2 separate regions of the Homo sapiens genome follow, and region 2 is linked to region 1. A link is a loop called in an ENCODE intact Hi-C map of the cell type or tissue named here. Cell type or tissue: PC-3. All regions are shown on one strand. Each heading gives the region's core, and the rest is flanking DNA. Links, peaks and the distances in the headings are about the cores only.

Region 1 (8,344 bases), core at 297-8,296:
CATTGTAAGCTTTTTAACTTATTTTGTTAGTTTATGGGTTTTTCTTTTTTGTGTGTAGTACACTTAAAAGAAATTTTAGGAAAGTTGCCCATTAAATTAACTGATTTGATGTATAAACTAATTTAAGTAAGAAATGTGATGCTGCTTTTAAAATCAAAACTTGTTAGAACCTTGGAAGGCAGTATAGTCTAATGTAGTAGGAAAGAGCATAGAGTGAAACAAATACTGATTTCAATACCATGTGAATCTGAGCAACTTAGCCCATCATTCTCTCATTAGGAAGATGAAGACAATGTCTATGGACAGCACACCTATTCATTTATTGGGACAATCCAATGAGGTAGTACAAATAATATTACAATAAATATAAACCTAAAAAGTCCTAGGTTGGGAAAAAGAAATAAAACTGTCTTCGTTTGTAGATGACATGATTGTCTATGTCAAAAATCCAAAGCATTGACTAAAAAACTCTTTCTGGAACTAATAAATGATTGTAGAAAGGTTGCAGAATATATGATTAATATACAAAAGTCAATTGCTTTCCTATATACTAGCAACAAACAAGTGGACAAGTGGAAATTTTTTTTTTCAAGATAGTCTCACTCTGTCACCCAGGTTGCAGTGCAGTGGCACAATCTAGGCTCACTGCAACCTCTGCCTCCCGGGTTCAAGCGATTCTTCTGCCTCAGCCTTCTGAGTAGGTGGGATTACAGGCATGCACCACCATGCCTGGCTAATTTTTGTATTTTTAGCAGAGACGGGGTTTCACCATATTGGCCAGGCTGGTCTTGAACTCCTGACCTTGTGATCCGCCCGCCTTGGCCTCCCAAAGTGCTGGGATTATAGACATGAGCCACCACGCCCAGCCTGGAATTTTAAATTAAAAACATATTATCATTTACACCTTAACACCCTCAAAAATGAAATACTTAGGTATAAATTTAAATTGAGGAAAACTACAAACCTCTGATGAAAGATATTTTAAAAGTCTAAATAAATGGAGATACTCCATATTTGTGGACAGGAAAACTCAGTATTGTCAAACATGTCACTTCTTCACAACTTTATAGATTCAATGCAATCTCAATACAAATCCTAGCAAGTTATTTTGTGGACATTGACAAATTACTTCTAAAGTTTATATAAACAGGTAAAAGACACAGAATAGCCAACTCAATATTGAAAGAGAAGTACAACATTGGAGGACTGACATTACCTGCCTTCAGGCCTTATTGTAAAGCTGTAATGATTGAACCAGTATGGTATTTGAACAAAAAAGGTAAATAGATAAATAGTATAGAATAGAGAGCATAGAAATAGACCCACATAAAGACAGTCAACCAACATTTGACAAAGGAGCAAAAGCATTACAATGGAGAAAAGATAGTTTTTCAGAAATGATGCTGAAACAACTGGACATCCAAATGTGGAAAAATGAATCTTTACACATCCCCAGCACCCTGCTCAAAAATTAACTCAAAATGGGTCATAGACTTAAATGTAAACTGCAAAACCATAACACTTTTAGAAGATAACATAGGAGAAAATCTAGATGATTTTGAGAATGGCAACAACTTTTTAGATACAACATCAAAGTCATGATCAATGAAGGAAACAATTGATATGCTGGATTTCATTAAAATAAAAACAATCTGTTCTGCAAAAGATAATATGAAGAGAATAAGAAAACAAAGCCACACACATGAATAATATATTTGAAATACATAGATTCCATAAAAGACTATTATCATCCAAAATGTACAAAGTACTCTTAAAACTCAACAATAAGAAAACAACCAAACTGAAAAATGAACTGAAGGCCTAAACAAATCTCTAACCAAAGAAGATATACGTATGTCCAATAAGCATATGAAAAGATGTTCAACATCATATATCATTGGGGAATTGCCAACTAAAACAACAAGATACTATTACACATCTAATAAAATGGCCAAAATCCAAGATACTGGCAATACCAAGTGTTGGTGAGGATGCCGAGCAAGAAGCATTGTCATTCATTGCTGGTGGGAATGCAATTGCTGGTGGTACAGCCACTTTGGAAGACAGTTTGGCAGTTTCTTACAAAACTAAACATACTGTTACCATAAGACCCAGCAATCACACTCCTTGATATTTACCCAAGGGATTTGAAAACTTATGTCCACACTAGAACCTCCACATGGATGTTCATAGAAGCTTTATTCATAATTGCCAAAACATGAAAGCAATCAAGATGTCCTTCAGTAGGTGAATGAATAAATAAACCGGGGTATATCCAGACAATGGGAATATTACTCAACACAAAAAAATGAGCTACCAAGCCATGAAAAGACATGGAAGAAACTGAAATGCATAGTTACTAAGTGAAAAAAGCCAATCTGAAAGGATACATCCTATCTGATTCCACAATATGACATTTGGAAAAGACAAAGCTATGTGGACAGTAAAAGATTAGTGGTTGCCAGGGGATAGTGAAGAGGGAGAGGTGAGGAGGTAGAGCACAGAAGATTTTTAGGGCAGTGAAACTGTTTTGTAGGATACTGCAACGGTGGATACATGTTATTATTGTCAATCCGCATGCAATGTACAACACCAGGAGAATATCTTTCTTTCTTTCTTTCCTTTTCTTTTTTTTTTTTTTTTTTTTTTTTTTGAGTTGGAGTTTCCCTGTGTTGCCCAGGCTGGAGTGCAGCGGCACAATCTTGGCTCACTGCAACCTCTGCCTCCCGGGTTCAAGTGATTCTCCTGTCTCAGCCTCCCAAGTAGCTGGGACTACAGGTGACAGCTGGGACTACATGGTGACTACCTGCCAACATGGCTGGCTAATTTTGTATTTTTTTTTTTTTGGAAGAGATGGGGTTTCACTATGTTGGCCAGGTAGTCTTGAACTCCTGATCTCAGGTGATCCGCCCGCCTTGGCCTCCCAAAGTGCTGGGATTACAGGTGTGAGCCACCGTGCCCAACCTAGGAGAAAATCTTTATGTAAACTATGGACTTTGGGTGATAATGAAGTGTCAGTGTTCATCGATTGTAACAAATGCACCGCTGTGGTGCAGGATATAGACAGAGGGGTATATTGTCTGTGTGTGAGGACAGGGGTGTATGGGAACTCTCTGTACTTTCTGCTTAATTTTTGAGCACCTAAAATTGCTCTAAAAATAAACTGAATTAATTAATTATTTTATTAATTGTTAATTGGTTTATTCATTTAACAAATCTCAGGTAAAATGAACATCTGGTGGGATAAAAGAAATGCTGAGACAATGTCCCATTTAAAAATGTCTTTTATTCATGAAAATTTTAATTTATCTCTGATCAACAGTTAAATAATATGATTTAAGCATTTTTGTTTAAACATAGAAACTCCAGGATATTAATTATATAGGAGCTGCAGTACATCTGTCAGCTATAAAATATACCTAGGAAAGCAGCCACAAGAGGACAGTCACACTCAAATTAGCAGATTTATCTGATTTCAAAAATGGAACAATTTTTAACTACATTGGCAAGGAGCAGAACAGAAACATGAAAGCAGTAGTATAATTTTTAAAAAAGGTAACCTTGAAGTCAGTGAAAATGTCTGCGGAATTGCTTTTTCAACACAGAGACACACAAATGGATCTCACATTTTTGTTTTCAGAACTTTGAAGGTTATTAATCTCCAGATTCGAACGTTTTTTGTAATCAAACTTTTTCAATTTCCAAAGCCCCTTTGCAGTTAGATTCCCTCGTATAGGTTTGGCATGAGATGGTGCTGATACCTTTGATGCCAGAGTCGATGAGCTCTGTGGTAAGGACTGACAGCAGGAAGCACAGACACCAGCTTTCTTTAAGAAATGGACTGTCACTGTCAATTCTGCTGTGTAGAGAAGTCTGGACTCTTGTCAGTATGAATCTCCCATTTGACCTATGAGTTGGTGCCAGTGGAGAAAAAAATCCCCTCACTGTGGACGTAATTGTATTATTTTTATGATTGTTATAAACCTTTTTTAGAAAGCAAGAGGAAGATAAATGAGGAAAAGCATAGGGATCACCCAGGATTTATCTATTTCTTTGCTTGTTTCTAGGATACCTTCCTTCCTAAGAACTGGAGCAGAACAGCCCACACCAGAGTAGTTATTCATCACAGGCCCAGGTGACTCTGCTTTTGGAGTCCTGTTTTCTAAATCCCCCAGTATATGAAAACCACATTCCCATGACCAACCCACATGTAATTTCTGGAATTTGTGGTCAGTCTTAGACATTTTCTGCGGGGAGCTAAGAAAGATTAGATCTGAGTTATGACTGGAAGGTAGCTAAGTGACGTGCATAGGTCAGTTTTCCATAATTCAATTTATGTTCAGAAAATTCACAGCTATAAAGCTACCTGCTGCATTAAAACAGGATTGTAGTGATGCAGTGAGAGTGTGACCTGCAGGCAGTTTTACCGGAGCTAGACAGGTCTCAAGATTTCCATGGTTGTGATCATTATTTAAAGGCAGACTTCCTACTCACAAGTGTGGCTGCTATTAACCATTTAGTCTTGAAGAATTTCAAATTTATTTATTATTTTCCTAAGAGTAGGAAGGAGTTATTTTGACCTTGTTAACAGACTGAGTGCCTTTTCTATCCAAGATATGAACACACAGTAAAAAATTAAAAAGCATTAAGGCCCGAGACAATATATACTTTCTAAGCTTGTAAGCAACATTTAAGTGAAATAAAGTCAAAACATTTGAATTAGGTTCTATTCCTGGCTCTGTCACTTGACTTTGGCTATTATGCCTTTGTATAAAATACATTTCACCAGCATTTTATTTCTGTTATGCTTTTAATCTCCATTATATTGATGAAAAGACTTTTTTTTTTCTCTTGGAAAACATCTTGACATTACTGACTAAAAATCTATAAAGTATGCCATGAATAATCCCTACTAATTACTAATCGCAGTTCCATGACACTGCATTCCTTTGTGCACATGTGTGTGCACGCACACACACACACACACACACACACTGCATCCATTTTTGGCAACATAGAAAAGGAATATTTTTAAAGTTGTGAGTGCAGACATTTTAGGATTGACTCTTATTGGGAGAAAAATAGTTGTGCAAAATTTGATACTTATGGGGAGTCAAGGGACTCTCACCTTCATCTCTCTCTCTCTCTACCACAATTTTTGTGTAGAGAGACATAGAAGGTATCCACTTATAGTTACCTATTGTAGTGAGTGAACCTCTTTGTGATTCCATTTCCTCAAATGCAGAATGGGGACAATACCACTTTACAGAGTAGTTGTGAAGATAAAATGACATAGCTAATGTGTGAGGACTTAGAAAAGGAAAAAAAATGCTATGCAAATAATACTTGTAGTAATATTAATAGCTATCCTGTGTAAATGCTTTTGCATGCCAGACTATGTTACAGGCTTTATCTCAGTTAGATATTATTTGCCAAATTTTATAGAATGTTAAGAATGGTGAATCAGCTTTTTGACATCACACTGTTAGAAGATAGTAGAGCTAGAATTTGTACCTAGGTCTAAACTAGGTCTAAATGGATTCAAAGTCCATAATCTTTTGTTTTCTATTATACCTTTCATAAAATATTTGTCTTTGTCTTCACTAATAATTTTTACCTTGAAATTTGTTTTCCTAATATTATCTAGTATTATTTGTTAGCATTTGCTCCCAATGGCAAAACCAACTTTGTTACGTCTGATTGGACCGAAGACAGCCAGAGAGATGGAAAAGCTTAACAGACCTTCTAGTTTGCATTTCTTTTTCATTTGGCAAACAAGAAAATTAAGGAACATGCCGATGGCATATAGTTAGTTGGTGGAAGGTTAACTGACTACCAGATATCTCAATTGTAAATACCATTAATATGACTTATTATCTAATGCCTTATCATGGATAATATTGTGTGTCTTTTCTTCCCAGCTATGTTATCAGCACTTAAAATAATGGCTGTCTGTGGGCCGGGCGCTGTGGCTCACGCCTGTAATCCCAGCACTTTGGGAGGCCAAGGCAGGCGGATCACGAGGTCAGGAGATCGAGACCATCCTGGCTAACACAGTGAAACTCCATCTCTACTAAAAATACAAAAAAAAAAAAAAAAATAGCGAGGTGTGGTGATGTGCGCCTGTAGTCCCAGCTACTCAGGAGGCTGAGGCAGGAGAATGGTGTAAACCCAGGAGGTGGAGCTTGCAGTGAGCCGAGATCACACCACTGCACTCCAGCCTGGGCGACACAGTGAGACTCTGTCTCAAAAAAAAAAAAAAAAAAAAGGCTGTCTGCATTATATACCATTAGATCCTCCATGTATGGGACATATAGTAGCCATTCTACAATTAATTAAATGATTTAATAAATGCAGACACTTATGGAGCACATCCTTTGTCAGCAGGCCTGGCTTTTAAGGGATGGTGAGCAGAAACTTTAGTCCTTTAGATATTCTGCACACCTTGACAATGTATTTTTAAATGGTAGAGTTAATACCAGCAGATAAGCTTGTTCTTTGGTGTGATTTTTACCAAGTTTACTGTTTGACCTTGGCCAATCACAGAATAACTAAATATGAGGTAATCTGGACTTTTTACATCAAGTTTTAAAATATTTAGAACCTATGTGGTTACTTCTGCATATGCCAAACTTGAACAGGCATTACACTTGAAGCTAACAAATAAGATGTTAACATGATGCAGTGTAAAGAGAGCTCCAGACCTTGTTTGACTGAAAACTAAGAATGTGATGACAGCATGGTGGATGAGAGCTGAGAAGCGCTGGGGGTGGAGCTGGCTGTGAACAGGTGACTGAGTTTGTGCCAATCCATATAAAATAATGAACCCACGGTCTTGAATTGTGACTCTTAGCTTTTAAAGAGCTTTTGTGTTAGTGTAGTTAAAACAATTTAGCACCTTGAAATCAAGTAAGATATTTCAAAGGTCATTAAACAATCATTTTTGGGTGCTGACTTCTGAAATATTTTATTACAATTTATTCCTCAACATAAAAACCCTAGAACTCCTAAAGATATAGTGATTATACCTCAGATTCAGGAGTTTCATTTATTCATACACAAAAGAGGCTTAATTACACTGATTATTTTTCTCTATGCCATTTGGTAAGCATTTTATTTTAGGGGTATGGATTAGACAATAATCCTTATAAAACAGTATTTGAGATTTTAAACTAAGCAAATTAGCCAATTATATAATAACATTATCCTGAAATAAAGTCAAATATTTAAAATATAAATGCAAGGCAAACAACTTTTCTCTACTAACCTCTAAGAAGCCAGTGATCATTAGATACTGTCTAGAAATAGGTGATATGGAGCACTGGAAATAGAGTTGTCCTGAATCACAAGACAGGACAACCCCAATGTCCTAACCCCAATGCTCTCATTAACTAGTTGAGTGATCTTGACAAAATGTTAACCTTTTCATTAAAAATATGGAAGTTGATGATCTATAAGGTGCTTCTAACACTAAAACAAAAACAAAACTTAATTCTTTGATCCAAATTAGAATGTCATGTGCAAAAGACATAGAGTCCTTAATTATTTGAAGAAACAGTATTTTTGGCCAATTCAAAGGAATAAAAACTATACTAAGAAGAGCTAAATAGACAAGCAAACCTTAACAAATTGATCATATCAGTTCTTGGTGCATGAAGATTATTTGTAAAACCTAAAAAGTGATCCAAAGTTTCCTTTTTCAGCATGGATTCGGATCATTTTAGAAGCTCATAGGTCTGAGAGCGTGCATTTGCTCTGTCATAGTAGTCAGTTTCTTGCAGACTAAAGCCCTGCCACCTGCAGTTTACATTCATTCTTCCCTCTTTCTGCTTTTCCTCCTCTTCCTCCTTCTTTCCTTTTTTTTTTTTTTTTTTTTTTTTTGAGATGGAATCTCACTGTGTCACCAGGCTGGAGTGCAGTGGCACTATCTCAGCTCACTGCAACCTCTGATTCCCTGGTTCAAGTGATTCTCCTGCCTCAGCCTCCCAAGTAGCTGGGACCACAGGCACACGCCACTGTGCCCAGCTAATTTTTGTATTTTTGGCAGAGACGGGATTTCACCATGTTGACCAGGATGGTCTCCATCTCTTGACCTAGTGATCCACCCGCCTTGGCCTTCCAAAGTGCTGGGATTACAGTCATGAGCCACCACACCCGACCTCCTCCTCCTTCTTTCTATGGATCTCATTTCTACTCTTTCTGAATGCATTCTTCCTATACAGTTTTCCCCTTTATGAATAACTAGAAGTACCTCACACCAGACATGTTACAATCCAATTAGGTGGATTATAGTTTTCCTTAAAGCAGAAATAGGCAAGTCAGGTCTGTTCAAGAATATACTCTA
Region 2 (8,344 bases), core at 71-8,070, 80 kb before region 1:
AGAATATCTCATCCCTGAAGATATCAGATAAAAGAGAATTCATCATATTAAAGACATTGTGCTGGAAAAATAGTGGATTGTTTTCATGCTTCTCTCCCTTCTTCCCTCTTTCCCTTTCCTCTCTCCTCTGCTTTCCTGCATCTCATGCTCCTTCCCCTTTTTTTTGTTTCTTCTCTGCACAACTCTTTATTGAATTGCTACTGTGTGCTAGGTAGGCTGAGGATTTACTGTCTAGTAAAATATCCGCTGCTTTCATGGTGCTTATAGTCTAGGAGAGGAATCAAACCAGTAAACAATTGAAGTGCCAACTGGTAGAGAGACAGCTCAGTAATGAAAGCCAGAGAAAGCATCCCAGAAAAGATTTCAAACCTGAGAGGTAAGGGTGGATTAAAAGTTAGTGGAGTGAAAGCTTGGATTGGGCATAGGAAATGTTCTAGACAGAGAGCAAGCGTATGGTAAAGTCTTGAGATGGGAAAAAGCATAGCACAATTAAGAAATTTGAAAAGTCAGAACGAGTGAAGCCTGGCACACAAGGGAAGATGGGCCAGAAATGGGATTGAAGGATCACAAGCTTACAAAGGCCTTACTGCTTATGGATCCAAAGAGCATCAGAGAATCACTGGGGAGTTTAAAGAAATAAAATAACATGATCAGGTTTTCATTTTAAAAAGACCATTGTTTTTCCTGCAGATTAGAGACTTATTTGGAAGGACATAAGATTGATTATTGTAGTAGTCCAGGTGAAAGAGGATGATGGTGATGCATTGGATCAGGGGAGTATTGAAGAGGCTATTTCATGGGAGTAAAGCTTTGGAATCATTCTTTGTTTCATTTTCAGGTAACTGTCTTTAAAGCTGTCATTTAAAAACATATAAAACAAAAATTCTTTTTTTTCCCTTTTTTATGACTTTTTGAGGACATAAAGGTTGCTTAAAGAAGAAATTAGTAGGCCAGGCGCGGTGGCTCACGCCTGTAATCCCAGCACTTTGGGAGGCCGAGGCAGGCGGATCACGAGGTCAGGAGATAGAGACCATCCTGGCTAACACGGTGAAACCCTGTCTCTACTAAAAATACAAAAAATTAGCCGGGCGTGATGGCGGGCGCCTGTAGTCCCAGCTACTCGGGAGGCTGAGGCAGGAGAATGGCGGGAACCCAGGAGGCGGAGCTTGCGGTGAGCCGAGATCGCACCACTGCACTCCAGCCTGGGCAACAGAGCTAGACTCCGTCTCAAAAAGGAAAAACAAAAAAAAAAAGAGAAATTAGTAGTTGTGAGGGGTTGAGGTGTTTAGAATAGAATTCTCCATGCTGCATTGGTTTATGCTGAAGAAGGAGCACGAGTAGAAGCAGAGTGGGAGCTCTGAATTTAAACCCCAGTTTTGCTAGTAATGAGCTCTGGGACTACAGGTAAATAACTTAACCTCTGTCGGTACTTCTTTCAATTCTAATCTTCTAAGATTCTATGAGTGCTCCTGTAAGAAAACTCTAGGAAAGAAAAACCTTCAGGTATTTGTTTGCATTTTAAATATCTTAATACTGTTTTAATCCTTATTGGTACACATATTTAAATTCTAGATTCAACAAGTGAGAAGCTTTGCTAACAGTATCGTAAATCAGAAACTACAAAAGTATTAATCTGGTATTAGAAATCAGGCTGTTTTTCTATCTTGCATACCTGCTTATAGACATGAGAGATTTTGAGGTCTGTGAAATATAAGCCAGAGAAACTTAACCTTTGAGAATGGAAATCTTTAGTGGTGAGACATGAGGTTAACACATAGAGTGGTTTCCAAACTTGGGTCCACTAGTAGTGCCCATTTGGTCACATAAAAATCCCCTGTGGGAGGGCGCCTGTGGTCCCAGCTACTCTGGAGGCTGAGGCAGGAGAATGGCGTGAACCCGGGAGGCGGAGCTTGCAGGGAGCCGAGATCGCACCACTGCACTCCAGCCTGGGGGACAGAGCTAGACTCCGTCTCAACAACAACAACAACAACAACAACAACAAATCCCCTGGGGAGCTTGTTAAAAATACACCTCCCTGGCCTATCCTCATAGTTTCTGATCAGTAGGTGGTGGTGTAAGGCTAATAGGAATGGGTGCTGTAGTCTAAGGCAGTGTTTCCCAAAGTGTGGTTCATGAAATTGCACTAGTCCTTTTTTTTTTTTTTCCAAAATGTTAATTGAAAAAGTGTTTAGAGGTAAAATATATTTGAGAAACACTGTATAATATAATGTCTTTTTTTTTTTTGAGACAGAGTCTCACTCCATCACCCAGGCTGAAGTGCAGTGGTGTGACCTTGGCTCCCTGCAACCTCTGCCTCCCGGGTTTAAGCAATTCTTGTGCCTCAGCCTCCACAGTAGCTGGGATTACAGGTGTGTGCCACCATGGCCGGCTAATTTTTGTACTTTTAGTAAAGAGAGATGGGGTTTTGCCATGTTGGTCAGGCTGGTCTCACTCCTGACCTAAAGTGATCTGCCCACCTCAGCCTCCCAAAGTGCTGGCATTACAGGTATGAGCCACCGCACCCAGCCTATAATGTCTTTTATAGATTAATGTATTCGCATATTACAAATTCTAAGATATCCTACATGAAAGAAAGAGTTAAACTTTATTCCTGTGTTCCTCTGACTCATTTGGCCCTGAACCACTTTTACTGGAGTATCTATTAACAGCCCTTAGAACTTGCTTTCCATAAAGGGAGTTTACAAGGTGTTGTACCAGAGACATTTTTTCTAGCTATTGACATGGAGTGGCCCAAGGATATCCTTCCTTTATTGTTTAAGCAAAGACACACCTTTGTGGAATTACTGAGGGAACACAGATAAATACTTTGGATGCAAAATAGGCAGGTTTATTTTGTCAACAAGCTACCTGGCTGTCATGTGGGTTGTGTGTATTGCATTACATGCCTCTTCACATTTACTCTACGTGAATGGCACCTCCATACAGCTGTGCAGTCATAGTATGCAATCTGGCAAGCCCTCTGTGGCTGCTCTGTCTGACCTGTATGGGGGCTGACCCTGTAACTCTGGTTTCACTAGAATCAGAAATCAATCTTGTGAATTATCTTGGGCAGACTATGACTCTCCAAGTGGTAGGTCCCTAATAATTTGTCTGGAATAGTGCAGTAAAAAATAGTTGGGTTTTAATAAAATGATGAAGCTGTTTCCATAAGCAATACACTAACACTTAAGCGTTTTAAAATAAGTGTATCTTTATTTGCTGTCCTCAGAAGAAGCTGATATTCATCATTAGATATACCATTGGCCAAAATGTGGTTCCTTCATCATTTACCAACAATTTCTTAATAACCACGTGGCAAGCAACATACTGGGCACTGGGGAAGCAAAGGAAAAAAGAATGGTTTCTGCTTTTCAAGTAGAACAGTTTAAGGGAAATTGCCACGTACACAGATGGTTATAATACATTGTGGTAATAGTTACCATGGAGGTAAGTGCAAGGGGCAATTGGAGCATAAAGAATAAAGTACTTAAGTTGGCCTAGGGGAATTAGGAAAGATTTCACAGAAAAAACTAGTTTGGTTTAGTCTGGCTTCTGATTTTTCTTCTGAAACCCTATGCTGAGTCTGCTATTCAGTTACCAGGAGATAGTCTAGATTTTGCTGCCTTGCATATGCTCACGTGCTTTTCCAAAATAAATTGTGTTTATGTAATAATTTTTACCTTTTCTCCTCACTCATCATTTCCATCTTGATATTCCTTTGAATTATACCCCTCACAATAGTGTTAGTTTCAGCTGAGTGTTCACATTTCTGGTACAAGCTAATAGAATTTTTCATTTGCTTTTGCTTTGCAGATGTTGAACACATGGCTCTTAAGCATGGCATTATTCTTATAAGGATGACAGGCTTCAAACATTTTGATTAGTACCTCAATTTTACCCACTTCTCCATTTTGAAGTCAGCCTGTGTTTTATATCATCTCGGTTTCATCTCTTACAAAGCTCTAGTATTCAGAAAGGCAATTTCTTTCTCCACTTTTATGTCTACCAAGTTACTGTGAGACTTTTAGAAAGGTTTTATAGCTTTTACTTTCAGAAATGGAATACTTTACTTAATTTTTCAAAGAGCTCAAAGACATACACCTGTATTGGGAATAAATACACATTGCCTGTTTGCAATATCTTGCATCCATGTAGCATTTTGTAGTTTGTATTTTACCTGCATCATTTTTATGTAACTCTCACAATGCCATTTGAAATATGAGGAAACTGGATCTTAGTGAGGTTTAGTGAGTTATTCCAGATAATATAACTAGTCATGGTTGAGTCAGTGACAGAACCATGACTCAAACAGACTCTGGTTTCCAATTACGAGACTTTTTCCACTATATTGCATAGCAGGACAATATTACTATGTGCTGGGTATAAAGGGAAGCTGAATATGAAGAAGTAGAGTGTTTGGTAAGGCAAAATCAGAAATTGAAAGTATCATTGTTAATGATTTGAGTGGAAGAGATTGTGCAGGGCATGAGAGAAAGCAAGCAAATTAATAAACATGTCTAATATGGGAGGTAAGTATGGTAAAGGAGGGCAAGAAGGTGGAGCTGATTTGGTGTTTGATGAAGCAGCATCATAGCCAGCAGGACAAGTTAAAACAAAAGGAGTAAAAATTGCAAAAGAACACAAGTCAGCAGTGGAGGAAAAGAAAGGGGGCTTCTGAATGCGGGATGGACGTGGATAGAAAGCTGGCCAAGGAGACTGAGACTAGTAGATAGCCTGCAGCTGGAGCCTGTGCCACCTTCATTCTGAGGTTGTGGTCTCTTATGCACCAGTTCTCCATAGCCAAGGTTGATGCTGCAGGTGCTGGTCAAGGAGAAATGTTCAGTAAAGATATAGTCAATTTTTGGAAAATCATAAGTAACTTGGTACAGTACAGCCACACAAGTCATGTCACTGTCTCCAGATGAAAGAGCCAGGCTGGAGGCTGGGAGTGGGACAGTAATTGGAAAGTGGTTGAAGGGTTTAGGTTAAGTTTATTTAGGTTTCTGTGAAAAGCCAGATAAAATGACTACTCCATGACATATAATTGGCATTATACCGTAAGCAGTGATCTAATGTGTTCATTTTCTAAAACTGCAATCACTTTGAAGTTACCAGGATACAATCACAGTGAGAGACAGTTTTTCAGTTTTTAGTAGATTAATGAGCTAAAATATATATCTCAAACTACTTAAAATCAGAGAATACTCATACTATTTCTCAAGTACTCATGTAATAGTTCAAACATTAAATTTGTTTGGAGCTTACTTTTGGCTTAAACCTCAGAAAATAACACAAATCTCTATTATCTTACAGTAATTATAATAAATAAATGTGTAAATAAATAATAAATTAGAAAACAAACATTCTAGGCTGGGCAACATGGCAAACCCCCATCCCTATTAAAATACACAAATTAGCCAGACGTGATGGTGTGAGCCTGTAGTCCCAGCTACTCAGGAGGCTGAAGTGAAAGGATCACTTGAGCTTGGGAGGTTGAGGCTGCAGTGAACTGTGATCCTACCACTGCACTCTAGCCTGGGCGACAGGGCAAGACCATGTCGTAAACAAATAAAAAAACACAAACAAACCAAACATTCAATTACATAGACATGTTTAGCAGGTTTATTGCTCTACCATTGACACAGGGTAAATTGCACATACTAAATGGGTACAATTTTCGTAAGATTGACATATGTCTATCAAAAAGAACTGACAACACCATCAAGAAACATACTGAACACCCCTAAATTTTCCTAGTGCCCTTTTGTAACCCCTTCCTTTTGAAGGAGCAAATGAAAGTTCCTTTCACTCCTCCCCTAAAAATCCATTCTAAATGACACTTGGATAAGAAGGAATTAGGTTGACCACTATAAGCAATTTTATATATACATGTTGAACTAAAAAAGTAGACAGTAGGAATTCAGAGAAGGAAGATTTCAGGAGAATACAGGAGTGTTTTGAAACAATTCTTAGGGCCTGGGGAGCTTGAATTCAATCTGGAACAGGCAGAATGATTTGGGAGAGCATTTTGGCTTTGGGGTAAGGGATGACAAAGCGAAGCCAGAAATGAGGGCTCCACAATCCTGGGACAGTGAGATGACTTCTTTGACCCGAACAGAGGCAGTGTTCTGATGACCTGTAGAAAAAAAAGTTTGGCTAGCTTGTGGAAGATCTTAAATGAGGCTGAGTGTAGGTTTAAGATAAAAAGGAACAATTGAAGACTTTTGTTTTTAACTACGGAAAGTGATTTAATTCATTCATTTATTCATTCATTCAAAAGGCTAGGTGCGGTGGTTCATGCCTATAGTCTCAGCACTTTGGGAGGCTGAGGCGGGTAGATCACTTGAGGTCAGGAGTTCGAGACCAGCCTGGCCAACATAAAGCAAAACTCCATCTCTACTAAAAATACCAAAATTAGCCGGGTGTGGTGGCGCACAGCTATAATCCCAGCTACTTGGGAGGCTGAGGCAGGAGAATTGCTTGAACCCGGAAGGAGGAGGTTGCAGTGAGCTGAGATTGCACCACCACACTCCAGCCTGGGCGACAGAGCACGACTCCATCTCAAAAAAAAAATATATATATATATGTATATATACATTTTTATTTATATAATATATATTGTCATTTATATAAATATATATATCTTAAAATATATATGTATTTTTAAAAAATATATGCTATTTTACACTATATGTCAAGCATTGTTCTAAGTGCTTATGAATGTGCTTTTAATATGTGGCCATTTGTAAGGGCACACTCTGGCCTGTGTGTGAGTGTGTGTGTAATTTGTTTTTCTAAATAATTTTTTTTTTTTGAAAATTTAGATTTACAGAAAAGTTGCAGGAATCTTACAAAGAGTTCTTGTATACATTTCACCCAGTTTCCCCTATTGTTAACATCTGATATAACTATGGTAAATTTGTCAAAATTAAGAAACTGGCATTAGCACATTAATGTTAACCAAACTCCACACTTCATTTGGATTTTCTTAGTCTTTACCTAATGCCCCTTTTCTGTCCCAGGATCCCGTTATGGGATTTAGTCACCACGTCTCCTTAGGTTCTTTAGACGGCGATGACTTCTCAGGCTGTCCTTGTTTTTGATGACCTTGATGGTTTTGAAGAGTACTGGTTAGGTATTTTATAGAACGTCTTTCAATTTGGGTTTGTCTGATGTTTCCCACATACTGTCTGCTTTTGAAGAAACAAATGGAAGTTCCATCCACAATTTAAAAGAAAAGGTCATTTTATTAATTTTATGCTTGGATTATATAGATCTTTAATCTTTTCTGAACAGTAAGCCTCATATTCCCCTCAAATCATGTTCAAGGTACCTATTTCCTTACCTATTCATTTTGGGTATCATACTTAACCATTTCAGCCTACCAGGGTTTCCTGTAAAGAAGTGCTTTCTTTTAAATGAGTAGAGATTTGAATGACCAATTCCAGGAAATCCTTCTGAGATAGCCATCATTCAGTCACCTGTGTACTTATTGCTTCAATAACAGAGGCTAAAATGCTTAGCTGTATCCTAGTCCGTGACTTGAATCAGCACATGGCTTTGCTTGAATGTTTTATAAGTTTCTAGCTGCTATATCACAGATTAGTGCACTGGAATGACAAAGTACAGTCTTAGCCGACACAGGCCACTGTGCCATTTTCTTATATACTCTCAAACCCTCTCATGAATTGAAACACCTAAAGTTGAGCAAAGACATGCTGAATAGAACCCCATACATAGTTTCTTTAACATGACATTTCTTAACCATTAAGAAATGGACTCTGGCCCACTCTCTAGGAAAAAAAAAAAAGAGTATGGCATATTTATAGGGTTCTTCTTTCTTTGAGACAAATGAAAGAACATTCACATTTTTTCCTTTCTTTTCCCTTTCTATCTGTTACATAAATTTGAATTCAATCTGAGCTTTAAGACCCTTGGAGGGAATATGGTAACTCTCCAATATTTTACCCGTGGATGGTGTATGCTTAGGTTTGATTCTGGCCCCTCTGGTTATTAGCAGTGTGTCATTGAGTCTGTCAGTTAGCCTGTCCTAAGCCTTGCTATTTTGATCCATAAATTTAGGTAATAATATCTACTTCCTAAATTCAATTTGAGAATCAATTGGGATAAAGCATATAAAGTGTCCAGCGCAGTGTCTAGCACAAAACTCACTCAATAAACATTAACTATTGTTATTATTGTTATTTTTAATACTTAGTATGATAAACTAATTAAGAAAAAACTGGATGCATTGGCCATGATTCTAATAACAGCAGCTGATGTTTCCGACTCTCCTCACTGCCTTGCATCCTGCTCAGACATTCCTATGCTCAGTGTCTCCCTG

What was found. Peaks named below come from ENCODE experiments on the same cell type or tissue, not always from the same donor. Only the 100,000 strongest peaks of a DNase experiment are listed, where the experiment ranks them.
Region 2: it touches region 1 in a loop (2.8-fold over the local background); 3 of 110 quality-filtered maps call a loop at or near these places.

The regions. Positions count from the first base shown.
Region 1 is chr10:66,743,512-66,751,855 of GRCh38, reverse strand. The region is part of intron 9 of CTNNA3 (catenin alpha 3); the gene reads left to right. Among named protein-coding and RNA genes, the nearest start is that of LRRTM3, 180 kb to the left of the region's middle. In PC-3, for the core only: a CTCF peak has its summit at 3,446 (motif pointing right); DNase peaks (open chromatin) are centred at 4,195 and 5,375; H3K27ac peaks cover 2,562 bases.
Region 2 is chr10:66,823,513-66,831,856 of GRCh38, reverse strand. All of the region lies in intron 7 of CTNNA3 (catenin alpha 3), which reads left to right. Among named protein-coding and RNA genes, the nearest start is that of LRRTM3, 98 kb to the left of the region's middle. In PC-3, for the core only: a CTCF peak has its summit at 2,071 (motif pointing right); DNase peaks (open chromatin) are centred at 2,706 and 4,296; H3K4me3 peaks cover 1,727 bases; H3K27ac peaks cover 3,125 bases.